Regions from separate parts of the Homo sapiens genome. Here region 1 is linked to region 2. A link is a loop called in an ENCODE intact Hi-C map of the cell type or tissue named here. Cell type or tissue: B cell. All regions are shown on one strand. Each heading gives the region's core, and the rest is flanking DNA. Links, peaks and the distances in the headings are about the cores only. Region 1 holds the start of LOC105376229 (a long non-coding RNA gene). Region 2 holds the start of TMEM268 (transmembrane protein 268).

Evidence for each region. Peaks named below come from ENCODE experiments on the same cell type or tissue, not always from the same donor. Only the 100,000 strongest peaks of a DNase experiment are listed, where the experiment ranks them.
Region 1: a loop joins it to region 2, with 2.1 times the contacts of the local background. A loop is called at or near these places in 3 of 110 quality-filtered maps.

The regions. Positions count from the first base shown.
Region 1 is chr9:114,563,343-114,571,674 of GRCh38, forward strand. It overlaps LOC105376229 (a long non-coding RNA gene), which reads right to left and starts at 3,101. Exons shown (of 3, transcript XR_930260.2): 1 at 3,025-3,101; 2 at 1,026-1,148. LOC124902352 (small nucleolar RNA U13) reads right to left here and starts at 2,010; the gene lies at 1,908-2,010. In B cell, for the core only: no CTCF peak of the experiment used is centred there; a DNase peak (open chromatin) is centred at 3,439; H3K4me3 peaks cover 1,394 bases; H3K27ac peaks cover 1,500 bases.
Region 2 is chr9:114,606,083-114,614,414 of GRCh38, forward strand. TMEM268 (transmembrane protein 268) reads left to right here and starts at 5,209. Exons shown (of 9, transcript NM_153045.4): 1 at 5,209-5,482. RefSeq lists an enhancer at 1,939-1,998 and silencers at 5,121-5,200, 5,241-5,450, 5,561-5,840. In B cell, for the core only: CTCF peaks have their summits at 3,716 and 3,926; a DNase peak (open chromatin) is centred at 5,219; H3K4me3 peaks cover 3,154 bases; H3K27ac peaks cover 4,853 bases.

The DNA of each region.
Region 1 (8,332 bases), core at 309-8,308, 43 kb before region 2:
TCTATCATCTATTATCTCATGACTGGGTTGAGTTAAAGCAAAGAGTGACAGTTGTATTAGGGATTTTGTTAAAGTTACCTATTGGATGCACTAAAGGATTTTTTTTTTTTTAGGCTATGTAAATACTTAGGATTGGCATGACAGATACAACATTTGGTCAAGTTCCCTGCAGAAGCTGCTGAATGTGAAATTTTAATTACATCATTATTATGCCAAGTGAAAAAGTTAGGCATAAGCAAGGAAAAATTCAGAGGGGCAAGAGTCTCATTATGACGGGAAATCTTATTCCATCATTTTAGGAACAGCATGCCCACAGCATGAAGATGTCAACTGCTCATTCTGGTTTGTAGTTTAAATGTCTCTGGTTATGGCATTGGGTGGTTTGGTGAACTTTTGATGTGACCCACACATCAGGCGTGAGTCTTGACCCTTGAAATTTACATCAAGTTGTCTAACTTCAGCTTACAGGGCTTCAGGAAAGAGCAGTTCCCATTCTTAGTAATTCCATGGGAGAAAAGTGGATTGGAGGAACCTAGAAGAATTTAAGATCCAGTTCAATCCACAGGTAAATAAAAAAACTCAAACAAACAAACAAAAATACCCCACACAGGGTTACAATCTAATAACAGGTATAGTCTAGCTTTTCTTCAGAAACATAGAAACACGATTTTTCTTTCTACAGTCATTCTGATTTCTACCAAAGATAATCCGAGTAAGACTAATTTGTTGTTATTTGTGTTTTATCAAATTTGGCCTGATAAATTCACACAAGCACAGCAGAAATAGTAATTGACCACATAGGAATCTCAGATTTGACTTTTAAAAATTTCTCAAGGCTAGAAAGCTAATCTACGGCAGACTTCAGACTTTTTCTGCTATACCTATAAATAACTTAAAATATGACATTCCATTTAAAAGCCTGGTAACGTAACCAATGTTTCCAACTATACCTTGTTATTTAAAAAGCAGCTTCTAATTAAACTTATGCAGACAACTTCATTGCCATAAAAATTAAGCATACTCACAAATAGTTTCCAAATTTTGGAGGGACAGAGAAAAAGTAAGTGTTGCCAGTTTTGTTCACAAAAGTATACTTTACCAAATTGTTGTAAACTATAGATATCTTGAGAGAGAAAGTCTCCTTAAATCTGGAAAACAAAACATGTAAGTAAAAAACCAACAATGTTTCAAATATCTGTCTTCATTAGATATTTAATCTCATGTAATTAATTTTTGTTCTGTTTAATCTTAGTTGTCAGTTTCATGAATTTATCAGTTTCTTCATGGGGGTCCTGAATATCTTTATTTAGTCCATTGATCTTAAACTTATCAGAAACCCATATTCAGGAGTACTTGCCAGAGTCTTTTCCATGAATCTGATTGCAGATGCATTTAAAGAAGAATTAAAACTGTGGAAGACAGAGGCTTAAAACAGCCATGGTTAAAAATCTGATGAGAGTTCAGCAATTGACAAGGAAACTCAGTTATGTTTATTGCATACAGCATTTTAAGACAACAACCAGAAAAATGACTAACAGTATCACATTAGGACCATCAAACATTTATAAATTTTACATAATTTTTAGATCTTTCACATCAATAACATAGCCATATAAATATAACTTAGAGAAGACTTAGTGTCACTTTGTTATTTGATCCCATCTGTGCCTCCAACGCTTCTCATACAACTCAATACATCAAACAAGCCTAATTAGTTTAACAGCTCTACAAGCTGAAAAATACATTGTTTGAGGCTCTCCAGGAGCCCAACTAGAAAATCTCAAAGATAATTCTAGGTTGAAAAGACTTCATTTAGAACTCTGATATTGAGAAAGCTGGCCAAATATGTCAAAAAGTATAAAACATTTAATTAAAACAGAATTGCAGATCATAGTGAAATAATAGTTGTTCACTTAACAAGAGTGACTGAAGATTTCAAGGTCTGAGGGTGGCACATCTCACACACGAGTGTGAACACTCAGTCATCATCCTTATGAACTACAAAAGGATCGTGACTGAAGATTTTAAAAGTAAGCTGAGCATGATGGTGTGCACCTGTAGTCCCAGCAACTTGGAAGAATGAGGTGGGAGGATCCCTTAAGTGTAGAAGTCTCAGGCCAGACTGGACAACATAGTGAGACCCTATCTTAAAGAATAAAAATTCCAAAGGCAAATGCAGAAAGTTGCATGTATGTTTTATTAAAAAAAAAAAAAGGCTAAAGACTCAGTTTTCCTAAGTAATCAAAAACCTGGCCGGGTGCAGCAGCTCACGCCTGTAATCCCAGCACTTTGGGAGGCTGAGGTGGGTGGATCACGAGGTCAAGAGATCAAGACCATCCTGGCCGACATGGTGAAACCCCGTCTCTACTAAAAATACAAAAATTAGCCGGGTGTGGTGGCACACACCTGTAGTCCCAGCTACTCGGGAGGCTGATGCAGGAGAATCGTCTGAACCCGGTAGGTGGAGGTTGCAGTGAGCCAAGATCACGCCACCGCACCCCAGCCTGGCAACAGAGCTAGACTCTGTCTCAAAAACAACAACAACGACAACAACAAAAAACCAATAAAGACAGCATGAAGCACAGGAAATTACCTTGATAAAACACAGAATCTTTGTTTCCTAGACCAATTACCAAAAAATAAATACTCCTGCAGTGTAATTGCTTCTTATAGGAAGTCCTTTTAGATAATCTGAAAATCTAACCTAATGAAAAGGTACTTGAATTCAAATTGACACTGGATGAGTGTGTGTCCAAGGTTATGAGTATACACTATATTATAGAAGAAGTAAACAAAAAAAATAAGTACCTTGAGCAGGGAAACATATGGCTCTTAGAAAAAGTGAAAGCACATTAAGTTTCCTTGTTACATGGAATAATTCAGACATTTCAAGAAAAGCCAACAGCACAGAATCAAGTTATTCTTGGAGGAAAACATTGCTTTTCTAGACCTTTAAGACAAACATATCAGCATTAGGCCTCAACAGCAGAGTTAGAACCAGAGAAAATAAATGCAGAAGCTTACCAAAATGTCAAGGGAGTGAGTCATTAAGTTGATTAAGAAAAAAAAAAAGTGTGGCCGGGTACGGTGGTTCATGCCTGTAATTCCAGCACTTTGGGAGGCCGAGGCAGGTGGATCACGAGGTCAGGAGTTCGAGACCAGCCTGGCCAACACAGTGAAACCCCGTCTCTGTTAAAAATACAAAAATTAGCCGGGTGTGGTGTCATGCACCTGTAGTCCCAGCTACTCGGGAGGCTGAGGCAGGAGAATCGCTTGAACCCAGGAGGCGGAGGTTGCAGTGAGCCAAGACCATGCCATTACACTTCAGCCTGGGTGACGGAGTGAGAATCCGTCTCAAAAAAAAAAAAAAAAAGTGTGCCTTCTTAAGGGGAGAAGGAGGAAGAGCAGAAGGCAATGGTGTATGACCTGCAAATCATGTGCAATGAGGTGCAGCAGAAGTTGAGCTTCTGAGACATAAATCTGAAAATCTTCAAGAGAAAGACTCTATTTTGAGAAAGTAACTTACTAATTTAAAAGATAGCATTCTAAACCTAGAATTAGGGAAATTAAACAGAAACCATAAAACAGGAAGAGGTTATAGTTCAGAAGATGGTAAAAAATTTAAAGAATCAGATTTCAGGGTTTTTGTTTGTTTGTTTTTTTAGAGATAGGGTCTTATTATGTTGCCCAGGCTGGAGTACAGTGGTACCATCATAGCTCACTGCAGACTCAAACTCCTGAGCTCAACTGATCCTCCCACCTCAGCCTCCTGAGAAGGTTGGGGGGTGGGGGAGGAACTAAAAGTGTGCACCATCATACCTGGCTAATTTTTAATTTTTTTTGGTAGAGATTGGGGTCTCATGATATTGTCTAAGCTGGTCTCAAACTCATGGCCTCAAGCAATCCTCCTGCCTCGGCCTCCCAAAGCACCAGGATTACAGGTGTGAGTCACCACATCCAGCCAGATTTCAGAATTAAAAACCAAAACCTGTGGTAATTTTTTTTTTAACTAAGAGCAATGATACTCCAGGAAACCCTTGCTGCTTTAAACATAGAGAACTAGTTTTGGGTTTTGTATCAGTATATTCAATTTTCAGAAAAATTTATAAACAATTTCCTTCTAAATTTAGCCAACTTGATTACATACAAAATTTATTTCATAAGATTCATGTTTCACAAACCTTTTGCAAGTTGCTCAAACCTCTTATGGCTTGCTTAGGCCTAATTTTGTTTTAGACTTTCTTTTTTAATATTGGAACAAATAATTATTCTACCTTAGGACAAAAATTTGCTTTTCTTTTTCTTTATCATTTTTACCACACAAGATTCTTTCTCATACAAAGTTATGTATCTTTTTCATCTTTCTTACCAAAGATACCTTCTCATATTTATAATTTTCTTTGCATGTCTCTTCCTACTTATTGATTTCTTTGCCTTGTTTTTATTTTCTTCTTAAATCTATATTTTGAAACCACCTTTAAATAATGTCTGAATTAGATATAATTATTATTTTTAAATTAAAAACATATATTCATGTTCTTTTTTAAAACAATTTTTTACTGGCTAGGTGCAGTGGCTCACATCTATAATCCCAACACTTTGGGAGGCTGAGGCAGGAGAACTGCTTGAGCTCAGGAGTTTGAGACTAGCCTGAGTAACATAGCAAGACTCCATCACTACAAAAAAAAAATTTAAACAATATTAAAGTAGCCTTATTCATCAAAGAATTACACAAAGATAATTTTGCTTTTAAGGCTGGATTTGTGGGTCTATGACCTTAGAACATCTAGCGGAGACAAATATAGAACTTTCTGACCAGTAAACTCAGGCAAAAATTTATGCTAAGAATTCTGAAGACATTTTTATTTTTATTTTACCAACAATTTTTTTTTTCTTTTCTTTTTTGAGGTGGAGTTTCACTCTGTCACCAAGGCTTGAGTGCAATAGCACGATCTCAGCTCACCGCAACCTTCACCTCCCAGGTTCAAGTGATTCTCCTGCCTCAGCCACCTGAGTAGCTGGGATCACAGGTGTGTGCCACCATGCCCAGCTAATTTTTGTATTTTTAGTAGAGTTGGGGTTTCACTATGTTGACCAGGCTGGTCTCAAACTCCTGACCTCAAGTGATCTGCCCACCTCGGCCTCCCATAGTGCTGGGATTACAGGTGTGAGCCACCATGTCCAGCCTATTTTACCAACAATTTTAAGATTAGTTTACTTACAAAAGATTTACCCACCAGGCGTGGTGGCTCACGCCTGTAATCTCAGCACTTTGGGAGGCTGAAGCAGGCGGATCACGAGATCAGGAGTTCGAGACCAGCTTGGCCAACATGGTGAAACCCTGTCTCTACTAAAAATACAAAAAATAAGCCAGGAGTGGTGGCGCATGCCTGTAATCCCAGCTACTCGGGAGGCTGAGGCAGGAGAATCACTTGAACCCAGGAGACGGAGGTTGTGGTGAGCAAAGATTGTGCCACTGCACTCCAGCCTGGGTGACAGAGCAAGACTCCATATCAGAAAAAAAAAAAAAGTATAGATTTATGTTCATGTGAACTTAAAAGCATTTGTGTTAATTACTATATTTCTAATAAATTACTTTTTAAGCACTTAATTATTTTCCTTCAAGCCAATTAGAGATCTCTGTAAATTTAAAATAATATACATAAAATATGTAGACACAAAAACGTAAAAACATATAGATGAAGAAAAACAAAAAAATTATAGTTTTTACTTTAAAATTCTAATCATCACACAGTAAAACAGTAATAAACTTGTCAGCTTATAAAAATACAGTTGGATCCAAATTATATCCCTAACAAAATGGGACAAGTTAGGGTCATGTTCATATGGCTAAACTTGAAAATTTTTATTTGTCCTGAGATGTAATATTATGAAGGCTGTGAACCAAATTTTGGGCAGTTTCCATAGCACTTTGGTTTTAAAAAGGCTTTTTTTTTTTAACCTTCTCCCCCCCTTTTTTCAGTTTCAAATGAGTTGTTCTAGTGAACTCTTGGATGTTTATATTTCATTTAGGGGTTGGAGGAAAAATGAAAAGCTCCAAGCAGCCTTTAGTGAAAGATTTATCTTGGCTGGGCGCGGTGGCTCACGCCTGTAATCCCAGCACTTTGGGAGGCAGAGGCAGACGGATCACAAGGTCAGGAGATCAAGACCATCCTGTGAATGGTGAAACCCCGTCTCTACTAAAAATACAAAAAATTAGCCGGGCGTGGTGGCGGGCGCCTGTAGTCCCAGCTACTCGGGAGGCTGAGGCGGGAGAATGGCGTGGACCCGGGAGGCGGAGCTTGCAGTGAGCCGAGATTGCGCCACTGCGCTCCAGCCTGGGCGACAGAGCGAGACTCCGTCTCAAAAAAAAAAAAAAAAAAAGATTTATCTTAATACAAGTGAAAAAATTAGCAGATTCAGAATAAACAACAACAACAAAAGTACATAGAGCGATCAGAAGCCTCTTCATGCATCCAACGTTTAGACTGCTTAACTCTGTAGTTGAGGTTTTCTGAGAAAAACAAGTTTAGAAAATTCAAATAATTCCCATAATGGCCATAAATTATCCTTGGTATAGATTGCCCATCAGTTTAAAAATGTGCATGAGATTAGGCCATCAATTTTGAATATCTTTCCAGCTGGAATGCCATCCCAGAAAGTCTGGCATGCCTAGAATTTTGAGAATCCTGTCCAATTTTTTATTAATCTTTTGAGAGCAGAAGAAACCCCTATAAGCCCTGCTGGGAATGTCAGGGGCTTGGACCCGTGTTTTTTTTTTTTTACAGTGTACCTGGCACAGAATACTTTTTTTATACCTGGCAGATGGCCTTTATCCGAAGTTGTCCAACCTGTGACCAAGTTTTTCCTAGTCACATGGCAATTTTCTTGAGACTGGCAGGCACCCCAGTAATAATCATACCTGTTTATCTTAACATGGGAGACTTTTTCTTCAGGGACAAGAGTCCCTCATAGATGGTGGCAACTACCCTAGTGGCTTTTATTTTTTATTATTTTGAGACGGAGTTTCGCTCATGTTGCCCAGGCTGAAGTGCAACGGCACGATCTCGGCTCACTGCAACCTTCATTTCCTGGGTTCAAACGATTCTCCTGTCTCAGCCTCCCGAGTAGCTGGGATTACAGGCATGCACCACCACACCTGGCTAATATCGTATTTTTAGTAGAGATGGGGTTTTGCCATGTTGGCCAGGCTGGTCTTGAACTCCTGATCAGGTGATCTGCCCGCCTCGGCCTCGCAAAGCGCTGGGATTACAGGCCTGAGTCACCACGCCCAGCCCCTAGTGGCTTTTCATTGGCCCACCTGTGCCCACCACTTAGAATGTTTATTTTTTGCCCTCAGAAAATGTTCAGAAACAAGCAGGGAAAAATAAAAGAACCCCCAAATCATTTGCAGATACACGTAACCAATCCAAAATGATATCAAAGTAAGACAGCCTCAAAAATTTTAAGCCAGGTGTGTGGACCACAGGAAATATTATATCAGGCATGCAGAAAAAAACAAAAGAGAATTCACCGGAAAAGGGGTGCCTCACAGAGAGAACATAAATTCTGTACAAACCAGACTTTGCTCTGTGATGATGCTATCCTCATAGGACGTGCTTGCCAGAAAAGACAAAAGCCTTTTATAGTCCCAAGAAGGATGCAAGGTCATTTATTAAGGAGGTCTTGGCCGGGCGCAGTGGCTCATGCCTATAATCCCAGTACTTTGGGAGGCTGAGGCGGGTGGATCCCTTGAGGTCAGGAGTTCGAGACCAGTCTGACAAACATGGTGAAACCCCATCTCTACTAAAAATACAAAATTAACCAGGAATGGTGGCGCATGCCTGTAATGCCAGCTACTTGGTTGGCTGAGGCAGGAAAATCGCTTGAGCCTGGGAGGTACAGGTTGCAGTAAGCTGAGATCGTGCCATTGCACTTCAGCCTGGGGAACAAGAATGAAAGTCCATCTCAAAAAAAAAAAAAAAAAAGGCCTTATTACCAGACCAGACCCCAAATAAAGTCAAAGAGCTTCTACAAAAAAAGAGGGAGGTTCAGCCTGAGAGAAGACTCACCAGAGGCTGGGCATGGTGGCTCATGCTTGTAATCCCAGCACTTTGGGAGGTTGAGGTGGGTGGATCACTTGAGCCCTGTGGAAACATAGAGAAACCCTGTCTCTACAAAAAAATACAAAAATTAGCCAGTTGTGGCGGTATACACCTGTAGTCCTAGCTACTTGGCAGACTGAATAGGGAGGATGGCTTGAGCCCAAGAGGCAGCAGTTGCAGTGAGCCAAGATTACATTACTCAAGGTGATCTTGACGTAGGTCTCACT
Region 2 (8,332 bases), core at 246-8,245:
TGAAAAGACCGATAGTCTAGTTACCTAGTTAAAAAAGCCCAATTGCCTTCAACTGCCCTTGCCTCTTCTCCACAGCCGCTAGAGGGGAGTTCTCCCTCTTCTGACTCTTCTGACCCTGGCACTTGTCTTTCTGTTCATAGTGTAGAAACAGATCCCTGACCCCTATCTGCCCCGGGGGGATTGCTGGCCTTCCTGATAGGAATTCAGAGGATTTTTTCTTCTGACTTAGGCCCGGTTTCCTGACAAACAGCATGTGATCTGTCTGACTTCCAGCACACCTCCTGCCAAGCACAGCTATGTATTTAGTCCCAAGCTCTCACGTACAGTTAGTCTACCTCTCCCATAGTGGAGTCCGTCATTTGAGGATGTGACTTCCGGGAGCTGAAATCAATGTAATGGAGCCACTAGCAACGGAACATTCTGTGGGACACACTTTCGGAAATAATTTCTAAAATAGCTCACATTTATTAACATCAACTTTATACCAGGTGGCATTCAAGGTACTCTATATACATAATCTAATTTTCCTACCATCTCTATGAGGTAGGTATTATCATTTCTATTTTGCAGATTAGGAAACTGAGGCTACAGGGTCACAGAGCCAATTTGTGGTGAAGTCTGGATTTAAACCCAGGTCTGTCTGAGTTCCCAGCCTGAATTACTAATACTGCATTCTTTGGTTCAATTTGTTCAGGCCATGGCAATGTTCCAAGTAGTATGTCTCCATGAAAAGTTTAGGAAGTTAGTGAATCTATAACTGGCACATGAGCTCCAAAAGAAAAAAAAAAAAACCAAAAAACACCAAGATGTAAGTTTTGATCTTTTGATCTTTGCCTTTTCACTTACTCATCCAGCAGTTCTGAGGTTCTCTCAGTACCATCTGCTGCAACACTAAGGTTCTGCCAGGCTGGAAAAAAGTTCATTCTCTTACTTCATCCAAGTTATCAAACAGTGTTGGCAGCTAGCCCTCAGCCCTGGGTCTGTAACCCTTACAGACACAACAGGACAGATGGAGCAACTGCTGAGTAAGGGTGGCTTTGGCTGGGGTTTGTGGTTATTTGGATTTATCTATAGTTGAGGCCCTGATGATTTCATTCATATTTATTCATTCACTACTTCATATGCATTTAACAATTACTGAGGACAGGGTTAGGGGCAGGGGGATAGCTATGAACATGGGTAGAAACAGCCCTATGCCCAAAAGGCTTACTCTCTTTTTGGGAAAGGGGACACTGAACAATGACAATACCATGTGATGGGTATGGGATGAGTGTAGGTTAAGCAAGAGTAGGGCTGGACGCAGTGGCTTACACCTGTAATCCCAGCACTTTGGGAGGCCGAGGCAGGTGTATTGCTTGAGCTCAAGAGTTCGAGACCAGCTTGGGCAACATGGTAAAACCCTGTCTCTACTAAAAATAAAAAATTAGCCGGGAATGGTGGTGCATGCCTGTAGTCCCAGATACTTGGGAGGCTGAGGTGGGAGGATCACTTGAGCCTAGGAGGTCGGGGCTGCAGTGAGCCAAGATCGCGCTGCTGTACTCCAGCCTGGGTGACAGAGTGAGACCCTGTCTCAAAAAATAAAAACACACAAAGCCAGAAACAAACAAACAAGAGTAACTATGAGAATGAACTATGAGAATGGGGAACTGGCCTAGGCCCAGGACAGGGCAGGGCTCCCAGAAGAAGGGCCCTTTCAGCTGAAACCCGAGAATGAGTTGGTTCGTCAGGTAGAACGATGGGGCTGGGGTTTGGAGACAACTTTCCAGATGGGAGAGAATGGCAACCACTGAGAACTAGAAGTGAGAGAACAGGGGGAGAGGGTTATAGGAGGAAATGAGAGATGCTCTGTATTTTTGGAGCATAGGGTTTTTACGTGTTGGGAGAGAGTGAGTAAAGATTAGTCCAGGGTAGGCTGTGGGTGGGGAGAGGCTTGGGCCCACCACAAGGACCTTGTGGATTCAAGATGATCACTACTGAAGTCTGCTTTCCAGCACACCTGACTGGATTTCACCCTACTTTCACTGGATTCTATTGTCCTTTCTCCATTCTACATGAGCACCCACTCCTCCTTGCTATGCCAGGACTGAACACTGGTGACATTTCAGAGATGCAAACACATGATACCTCGTTGTCCAAGAATGCACCACACTTTTACTGAGCATTTTCTTCTAAGCATTTCATCACTTCAATTAATTCTTGCAATCTCCCAGATTAGCAGTTATCTGCCTTTCATAAATGAGGGTATTGAAACTCAGAGAGTGAGCTGAGCTGCCTGCCAATGCCACATGCCAGTAAGTGGTAGAGCCTGGTGGGCCAGCTCCAAAGGCCCCTGTCTTCTGTGCCTCCCTGGTATAGGAGATTGATGTGTCAGCACTAAGTTCACGCTGGAGTGACCAGCAGTGAGAATGAAGAGTAAAGGCAGCCTGGCAGAAAGGGCAGGGGGACCACATCTGGCTTCATGGAGGAGGGCAACCTTGTTGGAGAGGTAGGGTTTAGATAGATGGTGATCAGGCCACACACCTGTTGCAGGATCCCTTTTAATATCCTATCATCAGTGAGTAAAGCTTCAATATCTCTTGAGGCTCTTGCTCCCACGCGTCTAAATTGTTTTTTGTTTTTGTTTTGTTTGGAAATCAGGCACACTAAATAGGGACCTGGTGTGTATTGTTCACTCTTGCTCAGTACAATGCCTGTCCCTTAGCAGGTACTGAATGTCCATTTGTGGATAAATAAATGAATGAACTTCATTTTTAGTAGCCCACTACCTGGATCCTTGTGAATGAGGGTGCCTGGGTGGTATCTACTTCTCAGGTTGCCAATTCCTGCTCCTGCCTCCAATCATGCTGTCTCTGAGGGCTGGCCGAGCATGCAGCCAGCTAAGTTCTGGGGTCTGAGAGTTTCCCAACAATTTGGAATATCTGTTAAAATAAAAAAATGCATGCATAGGCCAGGTGCGGTGGCTTACCCCTGTAATCCCAGTACTTTGGGAGGCCAAGGCGGGTGGATCACCTGAGGTCGGGAGTTCGAGACCAGCCTGGGCAACATGGTGAAACCCCTGTCTCTACTAAAAATGCAAAAATTAGCCAGGCGTGGTGGCACACCCCTGTAATCCCAGCTACTCGGGAGGCTGAGGTGGGAGAATCGCTTGAACCCGGGAGGTGGAGGCTGCAGTGAGCCAAGATCACACCACTGCACTCCAGCCTGGGTGACAGAGCGAGACCCCATCTCAAAAACAAACAAACAAACAAACAAACAAACAAACAAGCATGTACATTCTGACTCAGCACATCTACTTATAGAAATGGGCCAGGCATGGTGGCTTGCACGTGTAATCCCAGCACTTTGGGAGGCTGAAGTGGGAGGATCACTTGAGTGTAGGAGTTTGAGACTAGCTGGGGAAACATAGTAAGACCCTGCATCTACAAAACAAAAACAAAAACAAAAACAAAAACATTAGCCGGGAGTGGTGGCATGCACTTTTAGACCCATCTACCAGAGAGGCTGAGGTGGGAGGATCCCTTGAGCCTGAGAGGAGAGGCCGAGGCTGCAGTGAGCTGTGACTGCACCACTGCACTCCAGCCTGGGCAAGAGAGTGACCCTGTCTCAGAAAAAGAAAAAGAAAAAGAAAAAGAAAAAGAAAAAGAAAAAGAAGGAAGGAAGGAAAGAAAGAAAGAAAGAAAGAAGGAAAGAAAAAGAAACAAAGAGAGAAAGAAATGAAAGAAGGAAAGAAAAAGAAACAAAGAAAGAAAGAGAGAAAGAAAGAAAGAAAGAAAGAGAAAGAGAAAGAAAGAAATGCAGGCTGTGGCATGTTTGCGTGTATGCAACAATGCTGCTATGTGTATCAGGGCAAGGCCTGTCAGCAAGGCTGGAAATCACCTTCATGTCCACTAAGAAAGAAGGGTTAAGAAAACAAAGACCCTTTCTATTAGGTTGGTGCAAAAATAATCGCGGTTTTTGCAATTTTTTTTTTTTTTGAGATGGAGTTTTGCTCTTGTTGCCCAGGCTGGAGTGCAATGGCGCAATCTCGGCTCACCGCAACCTCCACCTCCCGGGTTCAAGCGATTCTCCTGCCTCAGTCTCCCGAGTAGCTGGGATTACAGGCATGCGCCACCAGGCCCGGCTAATTTTGTATTTTTAGTAGAGACGGGGTTTCCCCATGTTGATCAGGCTGGTCTCGAACTCCCGACCTCAGGTAATCCTCCCGCCTCGGCCTCCCAAAGTGCTGGGATTACAGGCGTGAGCCACCGCGCCCAGCCTGTAATGTTTTTAATGGCAAAAAAACGCAATAACTTTTGCGCAAACCTAATATTAATATAGGGACGTTTATGTGCCCCTTAAAAGGAAATGAGGCAGTGTGGCGCGTTCTGGCCGATGAGCGCCAAGGTACTTTGTCGAATGAAAAAGCAGAGTGCCCAACAGAATAGAAAAGGCCTTCCTTTGTGTAAACGCACACACGCACAGGTACATATGTGCTCTAAGGAAAAATACAAGGAAAGCACAAGGTTAGTGTTTTCCTCAGGGGAAAGGTTACTTACTTTTAACCGTAGACCCTTTGAAATTACGAAGGATGGCGATGGGAGTGAGCCCTTGTGAGTATAGCAATTGGGAACACGAGTGAGTATGTGTCTGGTAGCTGTGAACATTTCACACACACTATCTCATTAAATCTTCACACGACCTCATGAAGTAGCTATAATTATCTGCTTTTTACAGAAAACGAAGGCACAAAGAGGTTAAATAATTTACCAAAGACGATAATAAGAAGTGGAGAGACCCGAATCACAGCCTAGTCTGACCCCAAACCAATGCTCTTAACAATACAGCACATACACAATTTTCCATTAGAAACAAGTCCCCGGCCAGGTGCGGTGGCTCACGCCTGTAATCCCAACACTTTGGGAGGCCAAGCAAGAGGATCGCTTGAGGTCAGGAGTCCGATAGCAGCCTGGGCAACACAGCGAAACCCCCGACTCTAAAAACAACGACAAAACCAACCAAACAAAAACCAAACCCAAGTCCCCAATAAACTTCTGGTCTCAAATACTGCCTCATCCACGGGTTCCGTGATTGTGTGTGAGGGGGCTGGACCTCTGGAGTAAGCCGCTCCTTTACAGTGGGGAGACGGCGGGAACCCGTGCCCCAAGATGCCGTGCACGTGGTCGGCTCCGCGCGGAGGCTCCTTCCGGCGTCCCGGGGGGGCGCTCGGCTGATGAAACGCGGCCTCCAGCTCCGCTCCGCCGCGGGCCCGGGAGGCGCGTTCCCTCTTGGCCCCAAAGCGAGTCCGGCGGGCGGCTCCTCGGGGTTGGGCGACCGAGCGGGGCCGGCCGGGCGGGGGGCGGGCCCGTGAAGGCGGCGCAGCGCGGCGCGGGAGGCGTGCTGGGCGCGGGGCTGCGGTGCCCAGAGGCTGCGGCATTAGGGGCTCGGCGCCCCCGACCTTCCGCGTCCCGGGGTGGCGGCGGCGGCGGCGGCGGCGGCGCGGGCGGTGAGTGTGCGCGGGCCCGGGCGCGCGCCCGTGTCCTGCGATCCGGGCTTGGTGCTGTGGGGCTCCGGGGCCGGGAAGCAGCCTGGGCGCCTCCGCCTTGGCCTGCGTTCGGGCCAGACGGCCTGGGTTCGGCGCGGCGGGCAGCCTGCGGGGGGTCCTTCGTGCGCCCTGGGGCCCCTCCCCCGCGTGCCGGCCGTGGGAGCGGCTCTGACAAGCCTCCTGGGGGCCCGCGGTTGGGGAGGGCCAGACTGATTTATGGGGAGAAGGAGATCCCCCATCCTCAGCCGACCTGGACAGTTCCAGAGGGCGGAGACTGAGACTGGGACGAGACAGCTGCCCAAGGCCAAGGCCGTGTATGGCGAGACAGCTCCAGCTGGCGTGAAGGAGCCTGGGTTTCAATTCTGGCCCAGTCCAGGACTGGCTCCTTGACCTTGGATGGTACACTTTCTTTTCTGGGTCTTAACGTCCTCACCTGTAAAATGGAGAGCTCGGACTCATTGTGTCTCAAGGTTTTTCCGCCCCGAAACTTCTGTAACAGGCCCTCTTAGGGTCTCGTGTTGTGTTTTTCACAAACAAAACAAAACCTGACTTAGGAAACTGACGAATCTCAGTGCTGCACATAGTTCCCGGGGAGGCTGGGCACTCGGTGTCTGCAGAGCTGGGGGCCTTTGCGCAATAGGACTTAAGAGTATGTTCCTTTGCAGATGCTCTCTACGGGCTGAAAAAGAGGGGAGTTGACCTTGTGCAAGATGGATATCTGGAAGTTCTGGTTAAAATGCAGAATCAGCAGAGGAGACCCAGAGAAGCTCTAGTTTTCCTGCTTAGTTGCAGGGGCCTCAAGGCTGTGCTCACTCCCCCTGCTCTGCCTCCACCCTGCTGTCTGTCTGACCTTCTGTGTTATCCTCGGGCTGGTGCAGGGCTGAGCTGGATGGGGAAATGGGGTTCAGGACATATGATAGGCATCTGCCCTTGAGGTCTTGCCAGCACCCCTCCTGCCCTCTGCAGCTTCCTGGTTGAATGAGGGGCTGCAAGGTGACCACACAGGCTGCCCTGATGGGCATGTCCTGGCCTCTGGTCCATATCCCTTTCTGCTTGGCACTGGCCTCTCTTGGCTCTCACCTCCACCTTTGCCAAGCCCAGGAGCCTCCTTCCTCCAGGAAGCCTTCCGGAGAACCCTTCCCCCACCCCAACCAAGGTGCTCCCTCTCACTGCCTTGTTGCAATTGTTTGTTTTGTAATTGTCTTTCCCTGAGTTTGTCTTTCCTACCAGATGGTGATCCCTAGCAGGGAGGGCTGAGTAGGAACTTCAGATTTTATTTCCAGTTTCGTGCTCAAGATAGCACAGGGCCTGGCCTGAGAAGGTGCTTAGGAAATGTCTGTGGAGTAAAAATGATGGCAGCTATATTTCTTCAATGATTCCTACTTGCCCAGTGCTATTTTGAGTGATTTACATGTGTGAACTCTTTAAACCTCACAACCACCTGAAGTTACTGTCGTTATCCCCACTTACATGTAAGGAAACTGAGGCAGAGAAGTAACTTACTCAAGGTTACACAGGTGAGAAGCGGCAGGACAGGGCCGGTTACTTTTAGCTATTACAGGAAACAGCCTCCAGGTGAATGGAATAAAGCCTGCTGATTAGTACTTTGTGAGAGGCTGATGGGGCCAAGTAGAGTGCTGTGGTTTCTTCTGAAAGACATTGCCTCATGGGGGGATTTTGCAACAAATGGAACCTTCCACGCAGTCTGAAAGGCTACCTGTGCAACTCCAGCCTGGGCATGGTCCCTCGTGGCTGCTCGGTCCCCCAGGCCTTTTTGAGACTCTAGTACAGCTTCTCTGGGCTGTAGGCCCCTAGCTACGATGTCCCTTCGTTTCTTGTCTGGAACATGGATCTCAGAATTATATCTGCCTCAGGGGCCTAAGAGATGATCAAATGAAGGAGGGAAGGGCTTCAGTGATTATCAAGTGCAGGGCAGAGATCCTTGTGGCTATTTTTGTTGGTACAGGAAGAAAGTAAGGCGTGATGAGAGTGAGAAACACTTAGCATATTTAGGAGAGTCTCCTGCTGTGGGCCAGGTGAGGAGGAGAAGGCCCCTGCCATCCCCAGAGTAGCATCTCAGGGCTGACTTGCATTTGTTGCTTGATCTTGCCTGGGAAATGCAGTCTCCCTTGACTCACTCTTTTTTGTTTTGTTTTGTTTTGTTTTGTAAGGGTGATTTCATGAACATTCTCAGAGACAGTCACACTAGAGTGCAGAGGGGCAAGGGCATGGAAATTATGGGCTTGGACCCTGGAGCCAGATGGCTTGGGTTTATCTCCTGGCTCCATGGCTGGTAGCATAGCCTCCCAACCTTGGGCAAGTCACTTTACATCTTTGACCTGCGGTTTTTTCTCCTGTAAAATAGGAAAATCATGTTGAGGAAAGGGGCCTGTCTGGTGAGCCGAGTACTGGATATTATGCTTGCATTTCCTTCTGTTACATCCCCACAGCAGCTATAGGAGGTAGACCTCTCTATCCCCATTTTACAGATGAGAACAGCAAGGTTCGGGTTGTTAAGTACCTTGACAGCTAATGTCAAAGAGCATGTATGTGGCAGAGTGGGAATTTAAGTCCAGGTTTTCTGGCTCTAAAGTCTTCAATGTTTTCATAGTTTGCTGCTTTGTAGCCTTAGAGCCCAGTGCAGGGCAGATACATGATAATTGTTAAAGGCTTGTCTTTTACATAGTCTTGGTTGGGAGAGGGGGCTCCTAAGTGATCTTCCAGAGCTGAAAATCGGGGCCAGCTTCAGGTGCATGCAATCTGTGCAGTCACACAGGGTCCCCCACTTAGGAAGCCCCTCCCATTTGGTTT